Linked DNA regions of Mus musculus: regions 1, 2 and 4 are each linked to region 3. A link is a loop called in an ENCODE intact Hi-C map of the cell type or tissue named here. Cell type or tissue: gastrocnemius. All regions are shown on one strand.

Region 1 (8,000 bases), 90 kb after region 3:
GGAGTCTTGGCCATCAAGGCTCTGTTGAGGAAAGCAAGCACATCTGTTCTGTGCTGCAGGAAGAATGTTACGGTTCAAGGAATAAGAGGTTGGATGTGATCCAGCATGGGGAAGACCAAGACCCAGCAACTGAAGTGGGAATCATGATGAAGACAAGGTCATCAGCCACCTGGGCCATTAGTCTACAAGGCCAGCTGCAGGGGCAGGAACAGGTTTGCTGAGTTTTGCAGCTACAGGTAGTTTTCCTCACTGCTATTCTACAACTGGCACTATTGCAGAACCTGAGAGGTTGCAGCTATGCAGCGCACAAAATATCTGTCTTTGAGATGCTAACAAACTAAAAGACAGAGATAGACTTGCAACTACAGTTTGCATCAAAGACCTGTAAGCAACTACAGTTTGCATCACATAGTATTAGGAAACAAAGTAAAACAAAAGGGACAGCAAGGGAGCTTGGGGGTGACACCTTTTGGGATGCAAATAACTTCTTCTTTTCATTTAGTTTATTTAGCTCACAATGCTTTAAGATGAACCCAGATGTCAATCAAGACTGACACATTCCTTAGAAACCATGTTTATATGTCAGCATTAGGGATATTTTGTTTCATGTTTATTTGTTTGTTGGGTTGTCATGACCCCTGTCCCTGGAATGCGCGCGCATGTGCGCGCGCACACACACACACACACACACACACACACACACATGTGTGCATGACCCATATTTACTAAGCTATGGCACAGGCACACCCATATGGAGGATATAAACTGTCAGTCTATAATGTTAAGACATGGAGGAAAACAACAATATTGATCATGGACAGCTAGTTACATGATGCTAAGATTGTCTGAAGGCTCACTTAGAGTCACCTTCACTACTCTAAATCTTCCGCTAAATGACTAAACATTTAGAGAAGACTGTCTCTCAAATCCCATTTGGAGCTGACTCATTGAAAATGAGTCCCAAAGGATTAGAACTTAATCTTGAGAACCGAGTTTCTTCTAGCTGATGACTATAGAAGATTCTGCGGGACACCATAATCTCAGCAATTATATTCTGCCAGTCACAATGGGAGGTGCTGCTCTGCCCGTAAAAGCCCCACAAAGTATTCACAGCTGTTCTCCAGTTCTCATCTTGTATCACAAAATGGTCCCTGGGAATAAAATGGTAGAGGGAGTTTGGTGTTCTGAAAGGGCTAAGTGATGATTTTTTTTTTTTTACATTGGTTGGAACTGTATTGTGCTAAATTTTATTATGGGTTTCAATTTTGTACACGTTGTGGTCTTTTTACCATGTATCTGTCAATGTTCTCTTCCTGTAGGGGGAGATTCTCTGCCTTGTAACTTGGAATTGGCAAGTGGCTTTTTAGGCCTATAGAATGAGGTAGATATAAGAGTGATACATGTAGGGTCCCCAATGGAGGAGCTAGAGAAAGGACCCAAGGAGCTGAAGGGGTTTGCAGCCCCACAGGAGGAACAACAGTATGAACCAGCCAGTGCCCCCAAAGCTCCCAGAGACTAAACCACCAACCAAAGATTACACATGGAGGGAGGGACCCATGGCTCCAGCTGCATATGTAGCAGAGGATGGCCTTGTCAGACATCAATGGGAGGAGAGGTCCTTGGTCCTGTGAAGGCTCGATGCCTCAGTGTAGGGTAATGCCAGGATAGGGAAAAGGGAGTGGATGGGTTGGTGAGCAGGGGGAAGGGAAACGAGGAAAGGGGCTAACATCTGAAATGTAAATAAGGAAAATATCTAGTAAAAATTTTTAAAAAGTAGAAAAAACAAAACAAACAAACAAACAAAAAGAATGCGGCATGTGATGTTAATGTCAACTTGACAGAATCTAGAATTGTGTGGGAGATGGGCCTCTGGGAATATTTGTGAAGGATTACCTTGATTGAGTTAATTGAGGGGGGAAGACCCATCCACTATGAGTAGATCATTCCCTAGGCAGGGAATCCTGCACTATGTAAGAATGGACACGTGAGCTGAGCACTAGCATGTAGCCAAGCATTTGTTCTTTCTTCTTCTGTCTGCAAACATATGGTGACTAGCAACTTCAAGTTCTTGATATTTTTGTCTTCACCATGATGGAACTGTGAGCCAAAATAAACCCTTTCACCCTTATGTTGATTTTGTTAGAGTATTTTATTACAGCAACAGGAAAAGTAACTACCATAGGTCAATTTGGAATTTAGGGTTCAAAGAAGGAAGGAAAAAATTATTTAAGTTACCTTCAAACATTTAACTGAACCAAGGCTAAAATACAGCTTCCCAGACTATCAGGATAAGCACACACAAAACAAATGTGCATTTGATGGCAAGTTAAAATCTGTCTGAGGATTTTGGAAGATCTCCTGGCTTCCCACTTGAATGCTATGTCAATGTTTGAAAAAGGAACTCTATTCTAAGAGCCAAAGGCAAATCTATTGAAAAATTAACTTTGTTTTGTTTTGCAATATAGCTTAAGTAATTTACTCAGCCCAATAATTGCTAATTTGAAGGTATTAAATCTTCTAAAATAGTTATAAAGTATTCTGAGCAAATAAAATTTAAAAATCCACAGTGTTAAACCCATAATATCAAAACCAGCTTGTATGAGACACACTATTTTTATATAAGACAAAGTCTTGGGAATATTATCTTTTTTATTTTCCTCAGTGTGAGTAGTGGCAAAATATATGAGTTAATAAAATCAATATCACAAAAATTATATATGTGTGTGTGTGTGTGTGTGTGTGTGTGTGTGTGTGTGTGTATGTGTGGTATCATCTTAATTTGCAGTTAACTTGACATTACAATGCCTGGACATAATGCAGTGATGTTCTTGAAGATATTGCTATCCATAAGTACAAATAAGGCATCTAAAGTTCAGAGAACACAAGTGATTTGGGTCCAGTTACTTCTGGCTCTATGTGTAGCCAGGGGTGTGCAGATCTGCTTGGTCAAGTTTTTTTCATCTTTCTTTGTTTAGTCTCTCTCTCTCTCTCTCTCTCTCTCTCTCTCTCTCTCTCTCTCTCTCCCTCTCCCTCTCCCTCTCTCTCTCTCCTTCTCTCTCTCTGGTCTTTAAATGATGTATATGCTTAAAATAGTATTTTGATGTTATATCAACTACTCTAGGACAGGCCTTGTTTTCACGAGGATTTGAACAACATAAAATTGACTCCACAGGTCTTTTGTGTTTGTGTGTTTGTGTGTGTGTGGTTTTATTTGGTTAAAGTTCAATGCGGCTTTTTGTTTTGTTTTGTTTTTCTTTTTCAGTGTGACCTTATTTTGTTTTCTGCATTTGGAGGGTTTTGTTTTTGTGTTGGGTTTTGCCCTTTGTTTTTCTGAAAAAGAATTCAAAGTGGGAGAGGATCTGGAAGAACTTGAGGAAAGGGAATAATATGGTCAAAATCTATTTAAATTTGTAAATTGTTTTAAATAATAAAACATTATACATAGACTGTATCTTGATCATTTCTACCCCACTCTCCCTTTCACCTTTCCCTAATCCCCATCCAACACATGCACTCCACACTCTTATGTTCCTTCTTTTCTCCACCCATTTTATTGTCTGCAAATTTCTTACATAGCTATATTTTAATCAAATTCCTTTTCCATTCTATCCTCTGTCATTTCTCTTTATCCCTGTAACCTCTTTTCCTTTCCAACTTTGTGTGTGTTGTTTTTTCTTTTTTAGAATTTTAAAACACTCTGAGTCCACTTATTGTTGCCTGTATGTTCGTGATATAGGGTCATCTACTGAAGCATGGGTAGACTCTTAAGGCATGCATTTCTGAAAACAACTGTCTCCCTGAGCAGCCATCAGTTACTAATAGCTCACCAGCTTGGTGCAGAACTTACAGAAATAATGTAAGATCAGAGGTACTGAACATCAGCAAAAAAGTAGTTGCTGGACATCTCCAGGCTCACTCACTCGTGAACTTACCTTGACTGTGACTGTTCCCCATAAGACCTGAACAAGATCAAGTCAGCCACAGTCACAGTAAGGATATGGGAGGGGCCCAGGGTGACCCACCCATAGCTGAGGCTCCTTGTCCCTTTTGATATAAGAGGATGATGAGGAGATGAGGAAAAGCTTGACGGTCTTTCAATTTGAATTAAATTAATATTATGCTGATAAAATGGGAGAGGATTTCATGAGTCTTGAAATAATTTGCACTTGAAGCAGTTTAGGTTTTTAGGGAAATCCTTACTCAGTATATATATTTTCCTGAGAGTCAGAAGTGCTGTCATTTAGAATGCTATAGTTGAATAAAGCTCCCCCATTGTAGTCTATAGTTTGGTTTTGTTGCTTAGTCACACAAACCTCTTCAATGTGTCTCAGAGACTCAATGATCTTTATCCTACTCTTTTAGTCTCCAAACAAATATAAAGTACCCAAGCAAATACTTTTATAATCTCTTACTATTTTCTTTTATGAGAAGATATTCCTGCAAATAAATAAATGAAGAACCAGGTATATCCCCTCATTTCCACCAAGATTATATTACTTCTCTGAGGAAAAAAGCCAAACAGGATGTAAGCATGGCGCAAAACCACTAAGCAAGAGTCAATTTGGAATGCCATATTCCTGTTTTAACACTTGCAATCTAGTCCCCCAACATGTGATAAACAATTTCCCTAAGTGAGGTGGGCAGGTGTGGCCATTTGCTTGTAGCATGTATTTCTCTTGATGTCACCATGCCCCTAGTTTGGCATTTTACTAGATCTTGTGGGGTTCTGCCAAGGGCACCAGACAGGCTTTCTGTCAGGAGATTTTCCAGGCTAAGAGCCAGAAAAATGGCTTGGGGTTTTCCAGAACCTCCTTAACTGTTCTTTTCAGCTCTGATCTCTTATGATAGCAGCAGGAGGGTGCAGGACACAATGGCTTATGTCATGGACAGCTAGCTGGCTGTCGATTAATAGCCAACATATATAGAAGTCTGTAAGAATTTGGGCCTTCAATACCAGGGTGCAGGCTGTAAGGAAAGAAGGTTTGAAGAAAAGAAGGCTGTAAGAATGTGTTGATGACAAGTCCCTGCCAAAGAGATCTGTCTTCACCAAAGGAAGGGAAAAACGCTTGTAATATTGTCAGTGTGGAAGTTTCTCTGGCAGCCAGCAAGCAGCCAGCTATTTGAGTCTCTAGGCTCATTATGGCTTTCCCATGGTGTGAACTTGGCTGGACTTGCTTTGTAACACAAATATCCCACTGGAACTCTCAGACCCAAGACAGAAAGCTGAGCTGCCTATCAGTAAGCAATGTTTCTGAAGTCTTGGAACCTTTTCATCATGATGTCATCTGGTTTCAAGGTTCAAGTTGCATCTGAGCTGATACTCTTTCCATCCCAAGTAACAGCAACGTGTGTGCCTGGGGGGTTCTTTGCAAATGCCTGAGACTTTTCACTACACTTCTACCTGCAAATAGATGCCCACTCTGTTTAAATCAAGTTAAGAGTAGGTTAATTTTTCTTTGTCTCTGAAATGCAAGAAGCAGTTGAAATATGAGTAGGCTGAGAAGACACCAAGTTAATTTGACATTTTTCTCCTTTAGATTTAATCCAGGCAGGGCCCTGTACATTCAAAGCATGAGTTCAACATTGAGCTATAGCCCAGGCTCTGTCACAAAACTATGGCACAACTAACAGACACTCAATTTAAAAGTATTGCTTATCTGGATAAGCTAGTCCTTTTCTGAGGTCTTTCCTTCTGGTTTCCATTTTATGTAATTTCAGTTAGGGAGATAATGACCCATTGCGTTGTGGAGATAATTTGGCCTGAGCCATGATTTGTTCTAGCAAGACACCTGAAATTGGTAGTTTAGATTGCAAAGTGCAGTTGAAACCTACAACAGCAGCCCTGAACACAAAATCCACCTTATTTTTCCACAGATCCCTTGAGTTCTGTCCTGTTCAAGTGTAGAGACGGCGCCTTCAGCAAGACGAGCCATTGCTTTATTTTTAAAGCTCGCTTATGTCAACGCTTTCTTCCGTGACTATGTTGGCCACGATTATTCAGGGGTGAGGTCACAGTCCTTTTCTTTCCTAGAGCTGCTTGCCATTTTCTCTACACCTGCCTTGCAAGTGACAGCTCTGTGGGTGTCCTCATAAATTACAGATCATGTGCCTTGGTCCTGATGCCTTGGGACAGGCACAAAGTTAGAAACTGTTCTGTAACTTTAGAACAGTGGCTGCAGGATGGGACAGCTGAGTGGAGACCAGAGATGCACATCAGCAGGGGTCCTGTTAAGACTGTCAGGCTGCCTGCCTGAGGCTGGCGGACAATTTGTACCCCTCAGTGTTGTAAAAATGGGACACAACAACCAGCCAGCAAAGGAATGGACAGATGCACCTAAGGGGGAGGTTTTCATCTTCTTGCTTTAAAGGGTAATCTCTAGGACTACCATCATGTGAGAAACAGCCTAGGATGCGTGAATTGCACTGGATTTAGTAAGAGACAATCACTTGCTTATATCTGAAGGAGCAGGATTTTAATTTCTTCCTTTAAAGTTTTTCAGTATATGGAATCCATTAACGGAGTTTGATATATATGTAAGAACAGCCATGTAAATGTGTGTGAACAACATTATTACCATAGAATCTCCACCAAAGGTGGAATGTCCCATCTACCACTGGGTTATAATAACTGATAGTCTACTGAGGACGCATAGTGCATTAGTTAGTTGTGGCCGTATAACGAGCCACATCCAGAACGTTTTATTATTTCTCATAGGTGTATAGGCCTGATGGGCAGTTCTGCTAATGTGAGCTGACTTTAGTCTATAGTTTGACATGACCACAAAGGAGAATTGGCGCCTGGACTGAATTCTTTCACTTACCTGTTGGTCATCTGGAATATGAGGGCAGGTTGGGCTCTGTTTCATATGTCCTATCCTTTATCAAAGGGTTTTGAGCAGGCTTTTGAGGAAAGTATAGGAAACTAGAATCAGAAGTTTCCAAAGTCTCTGCTTATATGCAGTTTTCTGCCTCTCCATTGCCTGGTGCTACTCAAACAGCAAATTCTAAAGTCAATATGGGAAACTACAAACAAGTGTGGACATGGAAAACTGTCCATGCAGACAAGTCTTTCACAGTGACTAGAAGCATACATCTGGAAATAACGCCTTTGCTAAAGTTAAAATATTTTGCTCTCAGTCCAGTGAGGAAACATGAAAGTAAATTTCAGGATTATGTGAAATATTTGGTAATCGTCTAAGAGACTTATTCTATTCTTTATGCTTCTTCAAGCTTATTAGGTGTTCCTCTTCACGTGGAAGCAGCTTATTTAAACATCAGTATTAAGATGCACAGGCTCTATCTTAAATTTCCTTGAACATAATATATAGCAAGTCTTAACATTTTTAGTTTTAAATGAGAAGGAGTTAGAAGGAGGATTATGAATCCCTGGGTTCTTTCCTGTACATATAATACATGTATTTTAGGGCACAAGGCTACAGTTGACCTGAACTGATATTTTATACCACATTTGGAGGATAAATGAGGTGCCTCAATAATGCTATGCATATTAAGGAAAATTTTAGTCAAATTTCATGACATATGGGTTTTGCCAGGTGTCTAGTGGTCATAATGATCTAGGATTTTTCTCTTTTGCCTCCTGCTGGAGTGGAACTAAGACTCAGGGCCACCCAAGAAGACAGGCACCATGTTCTGATTTAAAAGCAAAACTCATCTTCAAATCTGTGAAAACTTGAAGGCCATGATGAGCTCCACCTGCTCTGTTCTTGCAGTGTGGTATAAAGGAAATGTGGGAATTTCTTCTAGACCCTTCCCTTTTCCCTTCCCTTCCCTTCCCTTCCCTTCCCTCCCCTCCCCTCCCCCACCCCCTCCTCTCTCACAACTCCTTCCTTTCTCTTTCCTTTCCTATCCTTTTGTTAGCTGTTGCTTCTGCCATACTCTGTTCTAGAACCTGAAAATGGCTGCCTCTAGGATCCCATTTCATCAGCCAGCAGCAGCAAAACCCATTCAGGATCTTGGTTTATGTGTGAAGCCCAAGACCC
Region 2 (8,000 bases), 53 kb after region 3:
CTTTCCCGGGGCCTAGCAAACACAGAAGTGGATGCTCACAGTCAGCTATTGGAAGGATCACAGGGCTCCCAAAGGAATAGCTAGAGAAAGTACCCAAGGAGCTAAAGGGATCTGCAACCCTATAGGTGGAACAACATTATGAACTAACCAGTACCCCGGAGCTCTGGACTCTAGCTGCATATGTATCAAAAGATGGCCTAGTCGGCCATCACTGAAAGAGAGGCCCATTGGACACACAAACTTTATATGCCCCAGTACAGGGGAATGCCAGGGCCAAAAAAATGGGAATGGGTGGGTAGGGAAGTGGGGGGGAGGGTATGGGGGACTTTTGGGATAGCATTGGAAATTTAATTGAGGAAAATATGTAATAAAAATATTTTAAAAATTACTGTGCTATGGGAAGATAAAGTTTAAAAGTTCAATATTCAATAAAAATTTTAAAGAAACATATTCAATATGTAAAAAAAAAGAATATGTACTGATACTGGAAAATGCTGAAGAAGATACATTGTATAACCATTTACCTATATCCAGGCTTGCATCTATTTTTATAAATCATATATATGTATATATTCACACATGTACACAGCATGTATATAGTTCTAAATATATAGTGTATATATAATATGCATTATAAATTATGCATACAGTTTTTAGAAAGACATATAATACAACTTTTATAAAAGAATAAGGATAGTTATACACAAAAACCTTGAAGGGAGTTTCCAGTTGTTATGAGTAGTTTATTCACTTTTACTTACTGGCTCTTTCCCTGGTATCACAGGAGATCATTTTTGCAGGCTATCATTGGAAGAAAATATGTGCTAAAACAAAGCATCACACCCTGTCACTGAATGCCCTGCCACTGATCTGGACTTCTTTGCCGTCTGAACTCTGCTGATGTCTTTTACTAAGCAATAGCGGGAAACAGATGTGAGATGAAGAGAAAAGGAGCGGAGGAGGAGGGCTGTGACTGGTGTTCTCAAGGTGCAGTATATCAGCAGCAATGATTGGGAGCTATTAAGATGTGGGATTTAACAATGGGTGCAACCTTAGTTGTGACTCACATTTGGGCTATGGAACCTGAAGAGGCCACCTCCAGTAGCCAGGCAGGAACCCCAGTGGAGCAATAGAGACAACAATCTACCCACACAACTTTCAACCCAAAATTTATCCTGTCTACAAGAAATGCAAGGACAGGAGATGGAGCAGAGACTGAGGGAATGGTCTACCAATAACTGACCCAACTTGAGATCCATCCCATGGACAAACACCCATCTCTGACACTATTAATTATACTCTGTTATGTTTGCAGACAGGAGTGTAGCATGGCTATTCTCTGAGAGGCTCCACTCAGCAGCTGATTCAGACAGATGCAGACACCCTCAGCTAAACATTGAATGGAGCTTGGGAACTCATGGAAGAATTGGAGGGAGGATTGCCAACCTGGAGAAGATAAAAACCCCACAGGAAGACAGACTCAACTAACCTGAACCTTTGGTGTTCTCAGAGACTGAACCATCAAAGAGCATGCATGGGCTGGACTTAGGCATTCATGCACATATGTAGCAGATGTGCAGCTTGGTCTTCATGTGTGTCCCAAACAACTAGAGCAGGGGCTATCCCAAAAGCTGTTGTCTGTGCGTGGGATGTATTCTAGCTGGGCTGCCTTGTCTGGTCCCAGTGTGAAGGATGTGCCTAGTTTCATAGATTTGATGTGCCTGGGTGGAGGAATACCCTTAGGGAGAGGCACCCACCATGGGATATAAAGTGAATAAGTAAAAATAATAGTAAGATGTGGGATTCAAAGTGCCAGACCCTGTTTGCATTTTGCGTAGAAAAGAGGAGCTGGGAAGGTGAGGAGGAAGCATGCATCCAGGGGCATAGTTTAGAAGGAAGAACATCCGTTATAAATTTCTAGTTTTCCTTTCCAATATCAGCCAGGTACCCTTGGCCTCCTCTTTGTCCTTCAGAGTCTTCCACGTGGCCACACTTTTGTTCCTTCACAGGACACGCGCATGTCTTTCAGTGCTGTTACCCTGTCCAGCGCATGCTTGCCAGCTCTCCTTTAATCCCCGCCTCCCAGAACTCTGCACACCCAGCGCTCCACACATTCCAGGAGGTCAGTACCCAGCACCCCGTGCTCTTTCATCATTAGAAGACCAGACAGTTGTTGCTAAGCAGAGTATACAGGGCACAACTGTAGCCAACTGTCTAACTGAAGATCACGCCTGGTATTTCTCAGTTTGCATGGATTATGAGTGGGGAAAGCAAGGATTTCCCAGTTTACTGCAGAAGCTGGTACGTCTCTGAGGCTTGTTATGAAAACAGTAGCTATGTTCTGTGGCTTTAATTTTGCTCAAACCAAAAGAAGCAACTTTTATTCTACACACACACACACACACACACAAACACACACACACTTTAAGAATAGGCATTTAGTTTTCTAGGTTAGAGTCACAATAGAAATAATGTTGACATTGCCTTCATAAGCCCATGTGTTTGGATTGGATTAGGGGTGTCCTTATGTGCCAATTTTTATTTTATTTAATCAAGTGACCCTAAAATGTGTATGCCTGTAAAGCACAGAGGTTATGTGAAATCAAATAGAGAAAACTTAAATTTGCACTGGTATTGGGCATGGATTCAGTTACTCTTTCGAATGTTGAACACTGTTTCTGTGAAATGAAGGTAAGGCACTTACTGTGAATGAAAATGGGAGCGTGTATGTAAAGGGGCTTCTGAGCATGTGCACCAAATTGATCCATTGCTCCTTCAAATAAATTTCCATTATGAGGGCTTGAATAGCTGGACTTTATTTTAATCTGAAAATGGCTATAATTAATGTTTACTTCTGAAATAATAGTGTAAGGTTTGTGCAATGAGAAACATGAACTATTTGGAACCTTTCTAGAATAATTTCTGACTTTCTCAAGCTAATATCAACTAAGTGTCATTGGTTATGGAGAGTTTGCCTAAAACCTGATAAAATAATTCATTCTTCTAAATTTTTTATATGTTTGAACAAATATAAGAGTCAATTTCCAAAATCTCAATGGTAAAATTGATAAGAAATGGGACAGGTTTTAAAATGCCAAGTGCAATATTAGTTGAAGTAGACGTTGCTTCAATATATTTTTGCTGAATAATGAATGAATAGGAAGTTTCAGAAGGCACACTGAAACTCTGTCCAGCAGGGAGATGTACAGGGAGAGGTTCTCAGCTTCCCCATGGTAGGTAACAGAAGAGCCTCCAGAACTCTTTCTCTTGTGGCTGACGGGCTGCTGACATTTATTGGATGCTGCCTGAGTGCTAATCACCTCACTCATTTACATCCTTATCTTTCATTTCTCTCCATCATGCCTCCCAATGGGCTATTTCTGAACTGAATGAGGGCGTTGTCTCTACAGCCCGAAGAAAATACATGCACTTCCCATGGACTTTTGGGCAAATTTGCATAATGGCAATTGGTGGTGGTGGGTAGATAAAGAACTAGGGAGGCAATAAAGAAAAGAAAAGAAAACCAAGCTAATTGAATCATTTTGAACACTAGGAGACCAGGACTTGAGAGGGAGCAAGGAAGGGAATATGTGCAGGATATTCATCATGCCCATGTGACTTGGAAGAGCCTCTGCAGTGTCTCCTCTTCTATAGTTTGCCCTTCTTTGTGTCATTGAATCTTTACCCCAAGTCTTTACCTTTAGATTTATTGAGTTATAATCAGAAAACTATTTATACTTAACATGTGTAACTTGTTTTAATACTTATGTGCATGGTGAAAGTACTGAAACCAAACTAATAACATTGTCATTCCTCACCTCATCTAGGTTGCCAGTTTTCTCCTTCCTCTCCCCTTCCTTCCTTTCTTCTCTTCTCTTTTCCAGCTTCTTTTCTTCCCCTAAAGCTTGTCACATGCCACATACCATAGTCTGAGGTGTTTTCTGTGACTTGAGAAGAAATGGTGGGCAGGTGAGGATGTTGACAAAGCTCTAGTCCTTTTGCTTGTGCATTCCCCAAGGCTCTCAGTTGCTTCCAATGCAAAATATGTATAGTATCCACCTTAGAGAGTTGTTTTGAATTTCTGGTTTTGAAAATGTGGCAAGATTGCAAATCAACCCTCTATAGTACCTCTGTTTTCAAAAGGGATCTCATATTTGGGTTATGTTCTGTTATGGTTTTCAAAATTCCCAATGATGTTATCTTGGAATATGTGTTTTGTAGATAACGGCACATACGATACACAAGTGGCCATGACATGGCATGTAGTCAGTTTCATATGTATGGTTGTTCCAGATCCACTGGGTTGGCGGTCTCACCTCCCTGCAGATGTATACATGATGTAGTCTGGGGGGATTGGTTCAAGATGGCACAGGTTGGGGCCCATGCAAATATTGGTAGCGATGAATGATGGTAGCAGCAGACTTGTCTCACACAGCAAACCCAACCAACCCAAAACAAATGTCAGCTGTGGTGAGTTGAGTGAGAAATATCCCCTATAGTCTTGGGTGTTTGAATGCTTGGTCCCCAGTTGGTAGTGCTGTTAGGGAAGGCTTGGGAGGCATGGTCCTCCTGGAAAAAGTATGTCACTGTACACTGGCTTTCAGAGCTAAAAGCCCTCCTGGAACTTTCAGCTTGTTCTTTCTTCTTGGTGCTTGTGGCTGAGATGCAAGTTCTCAGTTCTCTATGTCCAGTTCCAGTCACCATGCCATGCCTACTCACCATGACGGCTTCTTATCCTTCAGGAATCATAAGCCCCAATACATTATGTTTTCTATAAGTTGCCTTGGTCATGGTGTTTTTATCGCAGCAATAGAAAGCAAATGAAGTCATCAAAGATACATGAACTTGTCATTGTATAAGTTCACATTTAAGTATAAGTTTAGAATTAAATAAAATTCTTTTGTGAGCAGAGTCCAAAATTAAAGATATAGTCTGTAAGAATGTCCTAAAATTTATGTATAATAGTTCATGGGTAGGGAACCCTAATGTTATAACCCTCTGAAGACATCTTCAATAATGTCTGTAAGCTTGTATCATAGGAAAGGTTATTCTGAAAAATATAAAACATTATTTGTGATCTTCTATTTGCCAAGGATAACTGTTGTTGCTTTTAATTACATTGTGGAGAAATTTCACTTGGTGTTAAGAGATTGCTCAGCCATTAAAAATCCATACTACTCTTGTAAAGGACGCAACATAGGGAGACTCACACTCCAGCTTCAGGCGAATCAATGCCTTCTTTTAGACTACTATGGTATTTGCACTTACATGTGAACCCCCCCCCCCACATATATTCATGTAAGTTTTAACGAGGTTAAAAACTTTGCTTAAAAAATTTTAAAAAGAAAAATTAAATTCCAAAATGAGTCATGTTTTTAATCATTAAAATGAACTTGTAGAAAATGACCTAAGTAAAATTTATAATCAATAAGGGATTATGTTAATAAAATATTATTCACTTTATTACAGTATGGCTTCAAAATATATATTTGAGATTTTATTATATTTATTTGTATTGTGTGTGTGAATGCATGTATAAACTAGTGTATGTGTATGTGTATGGATCCGTAGCATATGTCACCCAACACCTATGGGCTCTCTTCTGTGGTGTGGGTACTAGGAGTTGATCTCAGGTTGCTGGAAAATTTCTTTACTTATTGAGCCATCTCACTGGCACACCCAAAATATATTTTCTTGCTTAATAGACCATATTTGTAGTCATACATAACTATATATATTTAAAGAAAATAGCTTGATATGTCTCTATCTTTAGGTGGTCTGCTTTAAAAAATATATTCCTCAAATTTTTCTTTCCTGTTGGATCCTACCAATGACAGCATACCAGCACCTACCTCCTATACACAAGCAGCTCACAGACACACATTTCTAGTACCAGTGGTACTGGTCCACGTTCTCCTGGTTACACTGTGTTTTCTGCTTAGGTCACCCTTACTACCTCTTCACCTAGAAGGATCCTCTGTATAGTTTTATACTCAACTCCACCTATAAAAATGTTCTCTACATGCCAGGCAATGGTAGTGTACACCTTTAATCTCAGCATTTAGGAGGGAGAAGCAGGAAGATCTCTGTGACTTGAAAGCCAGCTTGGTATACAGATTGAGTTCCAGAACAACCAGGGCTGTTACACCGAGAAACCTGATTTGAAAAATCAAAAAACTCAAAACAACAACAATAGCAACAAACAAACAAACAAACAAACAAACAAACAAGTTCTCTTAAAACTTTACCATACATTAATCTCAGCTTATTTTGTCCTTTCATTGGTTGTTTGACTCTCTCTTTTGCTAGAATCAGACCTTATTGAGGACGATCCTATTGACGACAAGGACCCTACTTCTTTAATGTCTACTAGCACAAATGCCCATGCTTTCGGAATTCTGATGAATAAAATTCCATGAGGATATATTCAGGCTATGTGCAAAGCATTAAGAAGAAAACCAGCTAACAGCGTAGAGATATTGAGCTGAGATATTTAGCTGAAATAATGACCAGTGTGACTGGATGGTGTGGTTAACTTTGCAAGTGTCCCTGTTACTGCTTTACTCCCAGATGTCATCCAGACAGACAGGGAACCAGGGAGAAGAGCAGAGTGAGGAAAGCAGAAGGGATGACAGGGACAGTGACCTGGAGGCAGGAGCTAACCTGTGAGCCAAGAGACTCCTGAGTTATGGGATCTCTCTGGTGACCCACTTCCATCGCTCTGTAGGCCACTAGGAGTACAGGTATGTGCTATGGTGCTGGCTTTTCATGTGGGTTCTGGGGATTTGAACTTAGGCATTCATGCTTGCAAGAAAACCACTTTTGCCCATGAACCATCTCTGCAGATGCACAACTTAAACTATTAAAAATTAGTTTATAATATATCTTTGATTTTTTTTTTTTTTTAGTAACAACGGCTAATGAGTATTCAATGATTTTATGCTGTTGTGGTTACAAGCCTTTTCTATTCCAGCTCTCTATTCTTCTCATTTCTGGTTCTTCTGACTGGTTTCCTTTTTTTAAATAGTTAGTTGGAAATAAGGGTTGTTTTTGTTTTTGTTTTTTGTTTCTTTGCAATATATTCTTATTATGTTTTCTCCTCCTCACTTTTCTACCTGCAGTGGATTGAATGTACTTGGCTCAGGGAGTGGCACTATTAAGAGGTATGTCCTTGTTGGAGTAAGGGTGGCCTTGTTGGAGGAAGTGCGTCACTGTGGTAGTGGGCAATGAGATCCTTCTCCTAGCTGTCTGAAAGTCAGTCTTCTCCTGTTTGCCTTTGGAAAAAGATGTAGAATTCTCAGCTCCTCTAGTGTCATGCTTGCCTGGATGCTGGCATGCTTTCCACCATGATGATAATGGATTGAGCCTCAGAACCAGGAAGCCAGCCCCAATTAAATATTGTCCTTGGTCATGGTGTCTCTTTATAGCAATGGAAACTCTAAGACACTGCCCACCCACCTTTATGCCTTTGCTTCTCTCTATCTTAGAAAACAAAGAGAACAAAGAAACCAACCAAACAAACCAGAATAATAAACAGTGTCTGGAAGGTACTGTTTTCTTGTTGTCTTCCCTCTCCTCTGGCTCTCACAATTTTCCTACGTCCTCTTCAACATAGCTCCCTGACCCCCTGGAAAGAGGTTTGATGTAGACAACCCATCCAGGACTGAGTTTTCCAAGGTCTCTCACTCTGCACACTGTCCAGCTGTGGATCTCTGATGTTCCCATCTGCTATAAGATGATGCTTCTCTCACGATGGCTGAACAAGACACTGATTTATGAGCCTTTCAGGATGTTGCAAGGAATACCTTTATTGTTAAATTCCTTCCTCAGAACAATAGTATTTGGTTTTGAGCCTGGGGGACTTTTTTCTTCTTATCCATTTTATCTTGAGTCTCATAAGAAGTTAGACACAAAAATAAAATAATAAATGTACAAAAATGCACTTTTAATTTTTTTGAGCTCTTTAGACTATTTTAAAGTGTAATCAAGTTCTGTGAAGT
Region 3 (8,000 bases):
AGCCTGGCTAGTTTTAGGAGGCACTCTCCAGCAGATTTTACTTGTAGGGAGGTTTGATGGGCATATTTTCAGAAACTGCAAAGGAGCCTTGTAGATTGTTGGTGAAGGTTCTGCTCCATCTGGCGTGAGAAACCTCAGGTTTCCACAACAAACCATCCTCGAACATTCCAATTTTTGACTCTTATAACTTTCTCTGGGGAGGGCTAGGAGGCCAGGTGTTATTCTAATTTTAGAGACCTGTAAATATGGACCTCAAAGAGGTTAAGAGACTTGCCCAAGGTCATATTGCTAGGAATTGGTAGAGCCAACATACCAATTGTATGGCTTCCAATTCCAAGGCCAGTGTCCTGGCTTCACTGCTCCAGGCCATGCCACTGGCTTTCCTCTGCATCTATAAGAAGAGTTTGCACCCTTTCCCCTTTGAGACCTCTTCCTGGTTCTTACCTCCCTCCAGTGCTGCCTTTTACTCCCTCTTAAGTTTACTGTGCCTTTGGCTGCACTGCTTTGGGGCCCTGGAGGTCGACTGCAGAAAGGCAGATAACCCTTCACCTACTCTTCTCCATGGGGACCCACTCACCTCTCCAGGGTCCAGAGCTTCTGTGTGCTTTGCTGCTGGTACAGCTTGGGGTGTAGCTGCTTGGGTGGCTAAGGGCCCTACTGAAATGTTCGTCCACCACAGAGCTGATGTCCCCCTGGAAGTAGGTGAAGAGGACACATCTGGAGTTGATGTACTCAGCTTCGGGCGGGCGCTCTTTCTCTGGGCTGCCCTCCTCTTCCTTGACACTGGCTGGGGTTGGGTTGGAAAATGAGGAGCTCCCGCTGGCACTGCTGCCAGGGCTGGCGCACTCTTGAGCTTCCTGCATTTTTGAGTAGTAGGCTAGTTTCTGTTCAAAGAAAGAGTGAAACATCAATTCACAAGAGATGGTCAATATAGGTGCATCCTGAACGTATCCATTAAGTAACTGGCATTGCTGTCTAAGCTTTGTGCCTGCCACAGAAAACCACCAATCAATGGCAGGCAGGGCAGTTGCCTCTCTGCCCCTAAAGAAAATGTGCCCTACTTGATACCCCCTCTCCCCAGAATTTCAGCTGAGCTGAAGGAAAAACTCTCAAAATGTTGGGGTGAAAAATTTCAGAAGACAACCAATCAATCATTAACCAATCCAACCAAGAGAACAAACTAAATCAAACAGAGGAAAACCAAACCTTACTGTAAGGACTGTAAGTTGAGTCTGACTTTAAGGGACTTGCTCACAAATGCACTTTTTAAAACAGACTGTAAGATTAAGGGCATCCGTGTCAAGTTGATAACTATCCTCTCTCTACAGGAGAACTCAGAGCAGAAGTGCTGATACAAGATTAAGCATCCTCAAGATGACACAGAAAAACAGCAATGAGAAACAGAATCTACATTTCAGAACCAGGAATGAAGTATCACAGAAAACATGAAAGAGTTCTAAAACTGTAACTGGGGAAATGTGGATCTTTTTACTAAGTGGAAGTAAGATTTTGTTATGTGCACCCACAAAAAAGTCTCCAAAGTTGGAGACAGTTGTTTTCATTAGTTTGTTGGTTTTGACCCAAGGCATGGGGTGGCCTACATCTTGCCATGTAGCTGAGACTGGCCCTGAACTAAGATCTTTCTTTCTCAGCCTCCTGAGTGCTGGGGCCACAGGCATATTCTATGTACTTGCAGTTTTAAAACATCATTTAAGTAAGGAAAAGTTAGCAAACAACTAGCACACTGTCAGCATCTCCAAACAAGTTTAGGACAGAAATGATAAAAAGGAGCAGGAAAGAAGGTTGAGCTTCGATATAGCATGGAGCAAATCACTGTATCATTGAAACTTTAAAGCCCGACACAGCTACTGAGAACATTGTCTTAGAATTGAGCCACAGGCTGGGTATACTGATAACTCATTCTAAAGGCAGAGATGGCCTTGGAGGAAGGGCAGAGTCTTACAGAGCGACATTTAATATAGTAGACAGGTCTGGGGTCCAGGAGGAGAAAGGACCAACTAGCAAAACCTAACTATCTTTCTTCTGGTCCTATAGTGGGGAAGGATTGCTGGTCTCAGAAGCTGGGACCAAAAGATAACAGTTTCTAACTTCACCACACTCCAAACGCCATATTCCCACTTCATTTAAAAATGATTCCTAAGTCTAAGACTACAAGTTCTAGTTTGGGAAGTTTGCGAGGGGAACTTAAAGCAAAATTTACTCACTTCATCATCTTCATATTTCGTTGAGATTTGCAAACAAAATTGTTTAAAGTATTGACGCAAACATTACAGTACATTACAGCGTTTTCCAAAGGGAAGACCAGGCGCTTACTTCAGCCTGATCCAGACTTCTGCCCCAGGTGTGTGTGCTTTCGCTTTTTCCCTGGAACACTGTCCTCAAATTTCTGCTACCTTCGCCAGGGACACGGAGGAAACATTGCTTGGCTAGACACACAGCTCAGGGAAAAGAGAAATCGGCAGAAGAAAACCTCCACAGTTTGCAGGAGCGGGGTTAAGCGCTCTTAAAATTGACTTTGGGTTGTCAAATTCTGCCACTTGGGTCCCAGAAAGGCGAGCTCCCATAGCGGGTCAACTACACCTAAATAATGCTCTCTAGAATTCTGTAAAACACAGACCAAAAGGCCGATGCAGGTTTCTGCTGATAAGGAATCCACCAGTTCCTTAGCTATTTGGCCAGACCGGGCCACCTGAGCTCTGACTTGGAGAAACCGGCTTTTGATTTTCCTTTTGTTTTATTTCTACGGTCAAGATCAAAGTTCGGATTTCCCTGCGTGAGCTTTGCGGGAAGCTCTTTACACCCGCACCAGACTCTAAAAAGAAAATTCAGTCTAACTGATCTGGGAAGGACGTGGGTGAACATCCGCACGCCTTGGGTGCTGTCTCCAGACAGAAAACGCACCAGTTAAAGAGAATTAGTTAATAGCGGTTGCAGCGCGCGCGGTCCCGGCATCACGGTGTCTTTGGGTGCCTGTCTGTCGCCCTGGAGCGTGGAAGCTCAGGGGACCTTTCAGGTAGTGGTACTTTTGTAGCCGTGTGTGTGTGTGTGTGTGTGTGTGTGTGTGTGTGTGTGTGTGTGTGTTCCACCGGTTCCCGCCCCATCTGGACGACCCGTACCTGGTGGTAGGGAGTGTAGGCGGCTGCGAAATAAGGCTGCGGGGGACCGTAGACCTGGTACATAACATCCAGACAGCTCATGGCTCCCCGCCGCGGAGGCAGCTGAGTGGTTTCTCATCAACGCTGTTTTCGCGAAGCTCAAGGATGCTGCAGCTGCGAAGGCGGCGCCCGAGCCCCGGAGTCATGGGCTGCGGGGCAGCGCTGGGCTGGGGCTGCGGCAAACTCGCTCCCCTCTATCTCGGCGGTTCCAGCCCGGCGGTGCTCCCGGGCAGAAGCGCCTGGGCTCCCGCTAGAGCGCATTTAAACCCTGCAGCCCGTGGCGCGCTGACGCTAAGAGGGGGCGGGGACCAAAGGACTGCGACGCGGTCAAAGAGTTTTCCCGGACTCCCTCGCGGAAAGCTCGTGTCCTAGGTGCCAGAGACTGAGGATCTTGAATGTCGGGGGGTGGGGGTGGGTGGGGGAGGGGGGAGGGGGAAGTGGGGGAGCCCAGTCTTCCCTCCTGGAGCATCAGTGTCCCAGGGATTTCCTTCTTCCCTCGTTTCCACGTGGGACAAAGACTGCAGGGACACAAAGATAGGAAGAGTGACAAGCGGGGGTGCCGTGGCAGCAGAGCGCAGCAAAGTCTCGAGCAGTTCTTGTAGAGAACCTCTGCCTACAGTTCCCGATTGCGTACGAGGAGGGCCAGGGCTATCTTTTGGAATCTCCCCACTAAGAAAGGAGTTGAGGGACTCCTCCGGGAAGTGGCCGCAGTGGCTAAGACACGCAACTTTCCCCCTCTGTCCCATCTCTGCCCTCCCACCAACCCCAGCAACTCTTTCCAATTTTAATTCTGCTTTTTTGGGTCATTTCTTTCTCATTTCCATCTTGGTTGCTCTCATACCCTCTTGGGTGCTCTTCAATGAACCAACTCCATCCACACGGACAGCGTGCAAGCTACTTTCTAAGATTCTATGAGCTCCCACCCATCTTCCTATGCCTGGCTGACCAAGCTCAGAGTGTCCACCTGGCCTTTAAGGGTCCTCAATATTTAGAGCAATGACTCCTTGGGTCTAAGTCAGAGTACTTGGGCTGTTTCTTTGTTTAGTTATAAAAGCTGTGCGGCTCAGTTTCATTAAGGCAAAAACAGTGTGTCCTCCAGTTGTGAAACATGCCCTTTACTGGTCCCTTTTCTTGTCCAGTGATGCCTGCGGGCGGGGTGGGCTCTTATTGCAGGGTAGGGTGGGCTGTTCCTGGTGTCTGCTCTAAGTCCCACCAGAAACCCTTGGGGGAGGGAACCGACATCGCAGTGGAATCCTCCCTCTGGTCTACTATAAAAGTGAACTGACACAAGGTTACCTCCGTGGCAAGGTTAAGCGGCAAAACTTTTTTTTTTTCTTTCCAGTTACGGAAAGAACCTCAAGGGACCTTGGAAGGCCAGTCTTGGGGCCCCAGGCACCCGGTACAGGCATCATGGATAGATACAAGTGAAAGGAAACCTTGTTATCTGCCAGTTTAAACCTAACAGCAGCAACTCACCAGGATTCTTACACAGGCTATTCAAGCGCAAGGAACTAACTTTTGAAGACAACTCTTTTTAGAAACGGAACATTTGAAATCAAATTACTTCTGTGTTGCATTCTGTTTGTGTTTTCCAAACGGGGTTCCAATTCAGCTTATAAATGGGGAGCCATGTTGCGGAATTCCTCAACTAACTAGGATAGAATGTACTACAAATTAAAATGTGAACACTTTACTGGATGGTGTTCAAATTTATAATCCCAACACTTCGGAGGCTGAGGGGGGATCATCACCAGATTTTGGGGCAATCTATTCTACACAAGTTACCATTCCGGAAAAACCAAAATAAATATAAATACATATAAATTAACCCCCAGTACAGTTTTTAGGAGCAGGGCAAGGGTTGGCTTTACCAAGCAATCAGTTGGAGACACTCTGGAGCACTGCACTGTGGAGGTGCACAGAAGACAGACTCAGGTCTCTGCTACTCTTTCTCAGAAGAGTTTCAGATGGTGTGCATTACGCTCCAGGCCTGTTACTCCCATCTGCTGGCCACAATCTCCTGGATACAGGAGACCTTGTTCCTAGATGCCACACACACTTGCTTCAGTTAGCCATTGACTCAAGCAAGGCCGGCTAGAAGCCAGGAGTTAGCTCAGGCCACAGGTCTAAGGACACCTGAGCAGGCCAAGTGCCAAACAGTTCCTGCACTAGTGAAACAGAGACCCAACTTTTGCTGCTTCAGCCCAGCTGAAGTCTCCAGGTCATCTTTCAATGCAAAGGCTCCACTTTCAAAGAACTTCTTCAGGAGACTGCAGAATGGATAAGCCAGCATTTTTGCTTGTGCACAGAGTTGGTGTGCGTGCATGTGTGTGTCTTTGGTCCTCACCTACCCTCTTTAAGAGTAAGAGTCTAGCTGATGGCATTTTAGCTAGCAAATACCCCCTCCCTCCCTCCCTCCCTCCCTCCACTCTGTTCCTTCCTCCCTCCTTTTCTTTCTTAGTTTGGACTTCAAGGGGGAAAAAAAAAACACAACTTCTTCAGGTCCAACAAGTCCCAGTACATGTTGTATCTGAAAAGAATGACAGAACAGGAAGGAGGAAAAGATGATGCAGTTATCCCAGGATGCTTTTGGTCCACAGGACTCCATCCCCTCTTATAGGAAGTAGTTTATAAGAATCTCTGTAAATAGTGATGGTTCAAGAATTTAGAGGAACATAGTGAACTGGGTTAGTGAGAATCAGCCTTGCAATTAGACAGGAGAACATTCCTTTCCATCCAAACCATAAATTAAGAAAAATTAGGAGCCTCAGAGATCAACATCCATCAGTGTTTTCTTTCTGAGAAGACTTTCTGGTACATGGAGGTGTTTCTCAGCTCCACAGATGGACTCTAGTATATGATGAAGCACAAAGTAAAACTCGGGTACCTTAAACCTTTTATTATCCCAGCTGGTCAAGGAATGGAGTGGAAGAAACTGGATTTTGGTCCAGAGGCTTGGAGCTGGTCTACTGATTAAAGAAAGCCAATGTTCCCTCTCTCTTCCCCCTCTACCACTTCCTTTGACAGAGGAAATACTGCCATTAAACAGTTAAAGTAACAAGTGCAAAAGAGAAAGAAACATAAACAATTGTATCAGAATGTGTTTAACTTTTCTATCCCTTCAAGATAGATTCAATTCATGACAATTTGTTGAAATGCTAGGATTCCACCAAAAATATGTCCCCCCTTTAAAAAATGTTTTGTTTTCATTTCTCCTCTCTCTCTTTCTCTCTGTCTCTCTGTCTCTCTGTCTCTGTCTCTGTCTCTCTCTCTCTCTCTCTCTCTCTCTCTCTCTCTCTCTCTCTCTCTCTTTCTCTCTGTCTCTCTGTCTCTCTGTCTCTCTGTCTCTCTCTCTCTGTCTCTCTCTGTCTCTCTCTGTCTCTCTCTGTCTCTCTCTGTCTCTCTCGCTCTCTCTCTCTCTCTCTCTCTCTCTCTCTGCATGTGTTTGTGTGTGTTTTGCATGTGTTTTGTATGTTGTTTGTGTTTGTCTCTGTATGTGAAGCTGCTTTCCCTGCAGAGGTTCAGAAGTGTATGAGTGGTGGCTGGGAACTGAACTGGGGGCTGGTGGCCCCCAAGAAGACAAATAAGCGCTCTTAATCATGAAACATCTCTCTAGACACCCCAAATGTCCTTTTAATACACTAGTTCACCAAGGCATGGTGAATCATACTTGAAATCCAAGTACTCTGGAAGGCTGATGCAAAAGAATTGCCAGGAGTTTGAGGTCAGCCTGGGCTGTAGAATGAGACCCTACTGAAGATAAATTGAAGAAAGAGCTTCCATCTGGTCTGCAAGTCTAACATTATCTAAAACTGTAAAAATAAATCTCAAAGTCAGTAAATCCTTCTAAGTACCCACAGAGGTTAGAAGGGAGTCAGATGCCATGAATTGAGTTGATGGTTGTGAGCCACTATGTAAGTGCTGTGAATCAAACCCAGACTCTCTGCAAGAGCAATACATGCTCTAAACTTGCTGAGTCAATTCTCCATCTCCAAGAAGCATCTCCAAGGACACATTTGAAATGTAAATAAGTAAAATAATTAACTAATAAAAGAAAGGCCACATGAATAAAGCTAGATGGGCAGACCACGCCAGGCCCTCAGCTGCCTGTGGTTTGTTGGGCTCATAGAGCTGGCATCACTTGCTGCCTCATTCTGCCAGCCAGAGGGCTGAACACAATCATAATCTCAGAGATTTCCCTCCCTAAAGCTGTCCTGCCACTTTAACTGAAAAGAGATGTGTTTGGATTTAGGAGAACAGCTGACAAGATTTGGTGGATTCAAGCTGTTAATAATATTAAGTGAAAACATTTCTGCAAAGCTGGGTTTTCAGGTGTGATACGCTACCTATAAATCACAGCTCACTAGTGGAACATCTAGGTGGTGACTTTATTTTCTGAGAAATAGCTTAAGGAAAAAAAAAGAGAGAGAAACTCATATACCTTGAAGCCTTACTAAAAAATAAGAAAAAAAAAGGATTCAATTGTTTTCATAGAAATTTAGAATACATCCTAAGAGTGTTCAGAAAAAGTTATGCATGGTCAGGCCAGATATAATTATTGAGACTCTTTGGTAAGTAAGTAGAAGTTTGGGAACACACACATACACACACAGAGAGACACACACGATTGTTTAAGAGTGTTAAATTGTACCTGCCTCATATTTTTGAGACTATTTTTTTATGTAATTTAAAAATTAGTTTTATCTTTGGCGAAATAGCCCAAACTTTCTGAATTTCATTTTTTTCTTGAGTTTATGTACCTGCTATGAATGTTTAAAACCGTATTTATCTTTCATAAGTGAATTATAGTATATATGACTCATG
Region 4 (8,000 bases), 76 kb after region 3:
GGAGTTGTTCATTTTATCCCTTTCTGTGCTGTGCTATTTGTAAGAATGTCACTCTGTGGAACCTGTGGTTAAGGAGTGGGGAGTTGTGCTCCAGGCCTTGATTTAAGAGTATCTATAAAAGTTACTGGGAATTCTTCACCAGTGCTTTACATAGTCAACTACGTCTAAATCACATATTCCCTTGAATTTAGGATCCTGCGGCATATGGTATGTGCGTTGTGGGTCCCACTGTCTGCTCTGACACAGGGCTGGGCAGCTCGAGGAGGCAGGACGTGGGAAGTTTTGACCTTGCTTACCTCACCACGCTGTCGCTGGGCAGGTGTTAGGCCATAGGGCAGCCCTGGGACATGGCTCTGAGAGTGGGAAAGCATAGTCTGACATGCAGGACTGTCTGAGCTGGCTCTGGGCATCCTGGTGGGAGTTCAGAGAGCCCTTCTACCCGAGATTAGATGGAGGCTCTATAGGCCAAGGTGGCTCTGTAGGTGAAGGCCTGTTCCATTGCTCCCCATGGCAGATCCTGGTGAAAAGAGGCAGTCCATAGTTTTAAAGAATTAAAACAATTAAAACCGTACTTCACTTTTCAGGGAGGAGTGTTTGGGTTGGGGAGTTATTGGCTAAGCTTCCAGGCCTTTAGGTACCTCATTAAAATGGAGATCTGTCTTGAGCCTATGTGACCACAGGTCAAGTCCTCTACTTGTGGAGGGGCTTGGGGCGTTGCCCTTATGTGACTGATGACCACAAATCTATGGAGGACTGCAGCTAGTGACAGGGGCCTGGTGCCCAGGAACAGGTGAAACACTTACCATCTCCTTAAGGTTCCCAGTCTTACTTACTCAACTGGGAACCAGGCTACCTTTCATGGTCCCACAATGGTAGGCTGGCCCATGTCTTGAATGCTGGGGTTGCAGATGTGCACCACCATAACTAGCTTCAAATCCTTGAGGAGCTTGCACTTTGCCAGCTTACTTTATAGGTAGAGTCAAACAATGTGCAGGCTTTGCAGATGTGTGTTTACATTTAATTGTATACATGTATTTTTCGTGGGTTGATCATTTCTTTTTATCATTGAGTAAAATATGCTATTTTACGCATGTATTACAATTTGTTGATTCATTCATCTGTGGAAACACATCTTGGCTATTTTCAGGTTTCTTTTTTCTTTTTCTTTCTTTCTTTTTTTTTTGAGGCTACAAAGGCAGCTACTATACAATTTATATACAATATTTTCAAATTAATTGAGCAATATCCAGGAACATAATTTCTAGATCAGATTAAGGCTATGTCTATTTGTGTTTGTATGAAACTATCAAGCTATCTTACAAAGCCTTAAAAGCACTTGGAATTCCCATGGTTTTTCATCACTGCTAGCATTTGGCTTTCTAGATACTGAAAATTCCAAGAGGTGTCAGGCATCAGCAATATGCCATTGTTGTTGTAAACAGTGTCCTAGAGAGTAAGCTAAGTCAAATAAACATTTATTTTAATCTATTATCTATTTTCTTTTGTTAGTTAATCTATAATGCATTGTTTTTAAAACAATTACAGTTGATTTATAAAAATATTTTATTTGAAGACATATATGTATGTCTTTTTATGTTTAAAAGAATTAAAACAGTGTTAACTATAGCAGAGAGAAAATGTTTTTTTTTCCTATAGAAATGTATTTAGATAATTTGCCCTCTGAAAATACATCATTAACCCAAAGATTGGTTTTTCATCTCCTCATAGGTTCTGCTAATACAGAGGGTTTTGGTAGAAGCTCAAAGTTGTATCTTTTCTCTTCTCTCCTCTCCTCTCCTCTCCTCTCCTCTCCTCTCCTCTCCTCTCCTCTCCTCTCCTCTCCTCTCCTTTCCTCCTCCTCCTCTTCTTCTTCTTCCACTTCTTCTTCTCCTCCTCCTTTATCTTCTTCTTCTTCTTTTTTTTTTTTTTTTTTTCGAGGCAGGGTTTCTCTGTGTAGCCCTGGCTGTCCTGGAACTCACTGTGTAGACCAGGCTGGCCTTGAACTCAGAAATCTGCCTGCCTCTGCCTCCCAAGTGCTGGGATTAAAGGTGTGCGCCACCACCGCTTGGGGCTATGTTTTCTGATTTAAATTAAAAGTACTTTGCCAAAGACCAAATTCATGGAAGATGAAATCAAGATATTTGCATACCACTTCAAATGGGGGGATCAATTAGAAGTGAATTGTATAATTACCAGGGGGCAAAGTGTAGACTAAAAGAAGACCCTGTGCTCTTCATTACTTGATTATTAAGTGTATGCTGGACAGCTCAGATACTATGTTTTTAAATGATTGTTATATAGTAGTAGACAGCAGCTGAGATATTAGCTACAGGAAAAAAAAGTCCTAACTCTTTGGGAGCTTCTAGTCTGGTAAATGAATTTGGATGGTGAATGAATGACTAAGTACTACAGCATTCTTAAGTGGCCATGTCATAAGCTCTTGTGGTCTTGAATTATTTGAATGAAATACTTGAAATTTTATTTCACCATATGCTACTTGTGTTTTAACTGACACTTTTTTGTGGTGATGGTGGGGGGTGCTTTTGGAATGGTTCTTCCTTAGACATTTCCAGGATTGAAGATGTGTGTGGCTGCTGCCTGGATGCCCACACCCAGATAGTTTATTTAATCTAGCTATGGGGGCTGCAGGAAACTTGATACTGGGATGGGTGAATGGTTTTTTACTTCTGTCAGGGAGAGCTGCTGATCCACCGTTCTTCAACGTTACTCAGAAATATGAACAAATGTAAATATCAAAAGGGACTCCCACAGTTTGCATAGTTCTCATGTGCACCCTTCAGTAACCCTAAATGCCTATATGCATTTTCAGCTTGACTTGAAGTCCCAGGCTGGGCCACTTGGTTTTTCCTGTGAGATGGTTTATTACCACTATTAGTTGATTAAACATTTTCAACGCTTGGAGTAAATCAGTTATGTTATCTATTTGTATATTGGGCTTCTGTTTATGGGTGGAGTGTGCCAAACATGCAGACTAAATGAAAATATACCCTGCAGGAACCATGCAAGGCATCTCTGACAACAAGCTGCTATGCTGTGGGGAATCCAGGGAATCTGTGCTTGGTGCACTGTGCTAGGAGCCTCTAGCTGGGGTGGAAAGTGAGTGGTGGGAGTGGAATCCCATGTGTGGATGGCTGTCATACTGCTCTGACTTTCAGGGAGAGGGAGTGGTAGGCAGTTTAAGGAACAGATGGGTGTCCCTGGACCTTTGAGGTTCATGGAAGCAATTATGGCAGTGTGAGTTATAGCTGGCTTGCTAAGCTCCTCCTGCATTGAACTTTCAGTTCTGTGAGTCTGAGGAGGTTATTGGCTCCCCAGTAACTTGTGTCTTCTCCATTTGATGTTCTCCATCAAATCTAAACCACATAAAGAATTCCTGGTTGCTGCTCCATTTCAAAGATAGCTTTAGAGCCCGTGAAGGACAGAATGGGGGGGGGGTAGGGATGGATAGATTTGGCTAAGAGGAAAGTGTTGAGATGATTCAAAGGGCTCCTGCTGACAGAGCAGGGGTAGCTTGACCTTCTGTAGGCCCACGTAGGCAGCCTCCTACTGGCTGTTATTTCGGGTGTTGGAAAGCCTGCCTGCCTCAAAATATCTCTCTGCTGTCTTGCCAGGTTCTGTAATTCCCACCATGAGAATCATCCTCTAGCTAAAGCATTGTGTCTCCTGGCTCAGTGTATAATGAGCCGGGCTACACAGTTAACCCATAATTGCCCATTAGCCTGCAGCCTTTCTGCAGAGAATAGCTACCAGCTGTTGTAACCCAACCCTGCTTTTCTAAGAGAATGTTTTTCACAGCCTCTTCACATAAGTGAGGGGAAATGGTGCCTCAAAGCTCTGGGTTGGGAGTATCATGGCTTCTGTGGGAGAAGCCACTAAGGCAGGGATGGTATCTCAACTACCTCCTTGGAGGTCACCAGAAGACACACTTTAGATTCTAAGAGGAATGTGGAATCCAAATGGAGTCAAATAAGTATACCGAAGTCCATGGTTTATAGATCAAATGGTCTTTGGCATTTAGTTATTTGCTTATTTATTATGTATGTGTATGGGTATGTGTGTGTGTCCTGGACACACATGGAGGTCAGCGGATAGGTAGCTTGTGGGAGTCAGTTCTCTCCTTGCATCATTTGATTCCAGGAATTGAACCCAGGTCATCAGACTTGGCAGCAATCACTTTTACATGTGAGCTATCTTGCCAGCCCCAACCTTGCCTATTTTTAAGGATGCCTGTCTATCACATATGATTTAATGTTTGCTCAAAATATCCTATTACAGGTTAGGAAAGATCCCTGATGTTGTCACTGTAACTACTCCTTTAGACATGGGGAGGACTTGTTAAATGGTAAGCCCGTTACAAGAAACGACCAGGGATTCTTTGAAACTGAGAGAATTCATGAGAATCAGCCCATGCCCCAGGATAGCATAAGGGGAGTGTGGAACCTTGGTGTGCCACAATGAGGTGGGCAACATTTCTTTACACAGTGCTGAAACTGCTGTTGTAACCCATCAGGTTGTTGTAGAATGTGAGTTAGCTTCCTCGGAAGTAGGGTCACAAGCTCTCTTTACAACATTAAATTCTTAGGCTGCCTTCCCATCTTCTGCTGTGGCACCCCTTGTCTCTGGGTCTTTTTTTCTCATTGCATTCCTTGCAGAATGTAGAGGGAGGGACCCCATGTGCAGCTCTGCTTTCTTTCCTTCCCTCTGGTGAGTCACTTGGATGGTTCAGTGCTGGTACAGGAGCACCCTTTACCTCCCTCAGGGAATGATTCTGTGAAGTGGCCATAGTTCATACCCCTGTGCTATCAGGCAGTCTGCCCCAAACCAGTGTGATGACTTCAGAGTAGAATCTCTGGAGCTGTTTTGCTGCCTGCTGTACATATCAGGGAACGACGATTAGTCACTGGTATAAGATAGACTCCGGGTTCCCATAGGGAGTAAAGGGAGGAAATAGAACCGAAGCAGATCTAAAGTCAGGGATGTGAGGAAGGGCTGTGGAAAGTGTACACAGAGCAGGGACAGGAGCCAGACTCTGTTAGCTAACAGGAATTATCCAATGTTTTTGAGTCTTCATTTTCTATTACAAATGATGGTGTCAAATGATCACTTCTAATTCATATCCTATGATTAAAAACTGAATGAAAAGTTTCAGATAAAATAGTCAGCACTGTGATTCTGACCCATAATAGATTATTTATTTTTATGTTTTTCAAATGCTTGTTATTGATGTTTTGAAACCCTGGTTAGCATGTGGTTGTTGGATATTTGAATGGGAGGTTCGGAAGTAAAGCCTTGTTGGAAAGGGTGGATAGTTACAGTGCTAACTCATGTTGCAAGAGAGGTTATAGTAAGGTGGTTTTAGGATGAAAGAAACTTGAGTGTGAATGTATATTCAGCTAAAACAGCAAATAGATAAGTTACAATCATGATGTGCAAAAGAGGGAATAGCTTTTTAAATTAGGTCATCAAAAGACCTACAAGGAAATAGACATGCGTCTAAGGGCACGAATCACTAGGAATATGCGTGGCCCATGTACTCATTGGAGCATGGTCAAACTTCCAGTGGCCAGCGCCTTAAAGGAAACTGAGTCCTTCCCCATGCCTCTGCTAAAGTGTGATGCGGACACATTGTATGAAATTCCCAAATAATTAGTAACAATTCTATGTTGTGGGGGTGGGGTGGGGAGAGAGTCACCAGCATGTAGCAAGGGCACCGCTTGCTTTCAAAGGCAGGAAGACGAGATGAGGAGTTGATAGGTTATAGGTTTGGAAATGATAGAATCAGGAGCAGGGGACACAACTGGGAGGTGGGGAGAAAGGGAATGAGAGAGAAAGACAGGGAGAGAGACAGAGAGAGAAAGAAGGAGGGAAAAAAGAGCGACATACACAGTCAGAGGGACCGAGAGAGACAAAGATAAAGAGACACAGAGAGACAGAGAGATAGAGAGACAGAGATTTTTTTTTTTTAAAGGAGCTGGCTTAAGCGCTTGTAGACTCTCCCTAGTCTTAAAACCTGCTATGGACTCAGAGGGGAATTAACGTTACAGCAGTGGAAGTTAGTCATGTTACAGGAAAGCCTTCCACCTAAGATGTGGCCCACCTACATTAACGTTTGGTGGGCATTCACTTATAACCTACTGATTAACATGCAAATCTAAAAATAACTTCATACAAACATCTAAAATATTTGAACAAATAGTTGGGAACCTTAACCCAGCAAAGTTGAGGCTCAGAATTAACCATCACACCTGATAACAACTCTAACTTGATTTTGATCTTTGGTTCTCCATGTGAAGAAAAAAATGAAGCAAGGGCTTTCTAGTGTAGGAAATGTAGTCCTCTCTCTGTGTCATAGGATGGCCAATTTAAAGCTTGGTTTTAAAAAATTCTTTTTCTTTTCCTTCAAAATATTCATTACCTGGCCATGCATAATCTCATGGCATCCAACTCTTACTCTCTCTATTTTTTTTTTTTTTTTTTGATTTTGTTTTTTCGAGACAGGGTTTCTCTGTGTAGCCCTGGCTGTCCTGGAACTCACTTTGTAGATCAGGCTGGCCTTGAACTCAGAAATCCTCCTGCCTCTGCCTCCCAAGTGCTGGGATTAAAGGCGTGGGCCACCACTGCCCAGCTACGCTCTACTTATTTATGAACACTTAGCACTAGGCATTTGTAGGGCAAAGCTAGCTGCGAGGCTGAAGGGTGGAAGGTGCGGGGCGGGGCCGGGCTTGGAGCAAGAGACCTGTGAGAATTGTCCGAATCCTGAAAATCTCATCTTGAGATTGGCAGGAATAAGGATCGATCTGTCCCTGTTTTGGACCTGCATGCTCAGGCACATAGTCCTAAATTCCAACCTCCACAATCATTGACGTAGTCTCGTAGCCTAGTTGCCAAATTACAGGTTTAGCTTCCTCTCTCCACATAAGGATGTGTCCAGCAAGCACCTGGAATTCCTCTTCATGTAAATGAAGCATTCCCAGCACCTCAGCCCCAGCCAATGATGTACACTCACTCCGAAAACCTTAACCCACTCCCCCGCCCGCCCCCCCCCCCAAAAAAAAAGATTTGGAGAAGGCATTTTCCCTGCAAATCCACCCCACCCCTCCAAACTTTAAACTTCATCCCCCCCCCCCCCCCCCGTGTAGTGCGCAAAGGTGCTGAAATATCCGGAAAGCAGAAGAAAAACCGGGCCGCAGGTCTTTATGGTTCTGGCCACAGCAGTGAGCTCTGGAGGGTCTTGGGCAGCAGTGCGCACTGGGCTGGTACTACCTCACTGGGCTTGGCCTGATTAAAGACTGGGCTAATAGTAAAAAGCTTCCGGTCTGGCAAGATAAATAGCCGGATAAATAATAAGATAAATACCAATTTGTCCACAGAGTCACTTATTCCCAGCCTGACTCTGTAAATGTGATAGTTTTACTAACAGCTCTTCCTCAGTTTGATTTATCAGTGAAACTAAAGTCTTTACTTCCACAACGAAGTCAGTGCTTCCTGGGTCCTAAAGCAAAGGAGACTAGAAGGGAACAAAACAAATCAGGGCAGAGGAGCCACTGCAAGTTGACCTAGCTAATCCATAAATTGTTAGAGGTCATTTGCTCTCTCTGCTTCCTGAGACCATTGTGTCCATACTTTGGTGAGCCTGAAAGGAAGCCTCCTGGGAAATCTCCAGTGTAGTCAAGCCATCAAGATAAAATATGAAATCAAATTTAAGAACTCAAGTACTTATGGAGAATTTGGTGATTTGCATTTCTGAGTATCTTAGATGAGGTTGTAAAGAGTGCCAGTTTGGCCATTCATGAAATACAATGAGACGTTGAAATAAGAAAAGTGTTAGGGGTACTGTTAGTTCTTCTTACTGAACTTGAGCTGTTGCAGTTGATAGATCTCGAAGATGACCCTGTATTAGCAACGTGAAGATAAATACCGCCATGGTAACTTCTCTGCACTCTGTAAACTCATTTCTGCTGTTCTGGAATTGAAGAGAA

The links. Hi-C counts contacts between places; a loop is a spot of excess contacts. Peaks named below come from ENCODE experiments on the same cell type or tissue, not always from the same donor. Only the 100,000 strongest peaks of a DNase experiment are listed, where the experiment ranks them.
Region 1: a loop joins it to region 3, with 4 times the contacts of the local background. A loop is called at or near these places in 2 of 42 quality-filtered maps.
Region 2: it touches region 3 in a loop (2.0-fold over the local background); 2 of 42 quality-filtered maps call a loop at or near these places.
Region 4: a loop joins it to region 3, with 2.9 times the contacts of the local background. A loop is called at or near these places in 2 of 42 quality-filtered maps.

What each region holds. Positions count from the first base shown.
Region 1 is chr10:51,927,653-51,935,652 of GRCm38, reverse strand. No RefSeq gene overlaps it. Among named protein-coding and RNA genes, the nearest start is that of Gm40646, 39 kb to the left of the region's middle. In gastrocnemius, no CTCF peak of the experiment used is centred here; a DNase peak (open chromatin) is centred at 4,760; H3K4me3 peaks cover 198 bases; H3K27ac peaks cover 2,969 bases.
Region 2 is chr10:51,964,448-51,972,447 of GRCm38, reverse strand. It overlaps Gm40646 (a long non-coding RNA gene), which reads left to right and starts at 2,048. Exons shown (of 3, transcript XR_871644.2): 1 at 2,048-2,301; 2 at 6,571-6,743; 3 at 7,122-7,163. In gastrocnemius, no CTCF peak of the experiment used is centred here; no DNase peak of the experiment used is centred here.
Region 3 is chr10:52,017,941-52,025,940 of GRCm38, reverse strand. Vgll2 (vestigial like family member 2) reads right to left here and starts at 3,439. Exons shown (of 3, transcript NM_153786.2): 1 at 3,138-3,439; 2 at 578-884. The coding sequence starts at 3,218. In gastrocnemius, no CTCF peak of the experiment used is centred here; DNase peaks (open chromatin) are centred at 764, 2,995, 3,300 and 7,297; H3K4me3 peaks cover 4,018 bases; H3K27ac peaks cover 3,929 bases.
Region 4 is chr10:51,941,524-51,949,523 of GRCm38, reverse strand. No RefSeq gene overlaps it. Among named protein-coding and RNA genes, the nearest start is that of Gm40646, 25 kb to the left of the region's middle. In gastrocnemius, a CTCF peak has its summit at 3,579 (motif pointing left); no DNase peak of the experiment used is centred here; H3K27ac peaks cover 2,470 bases.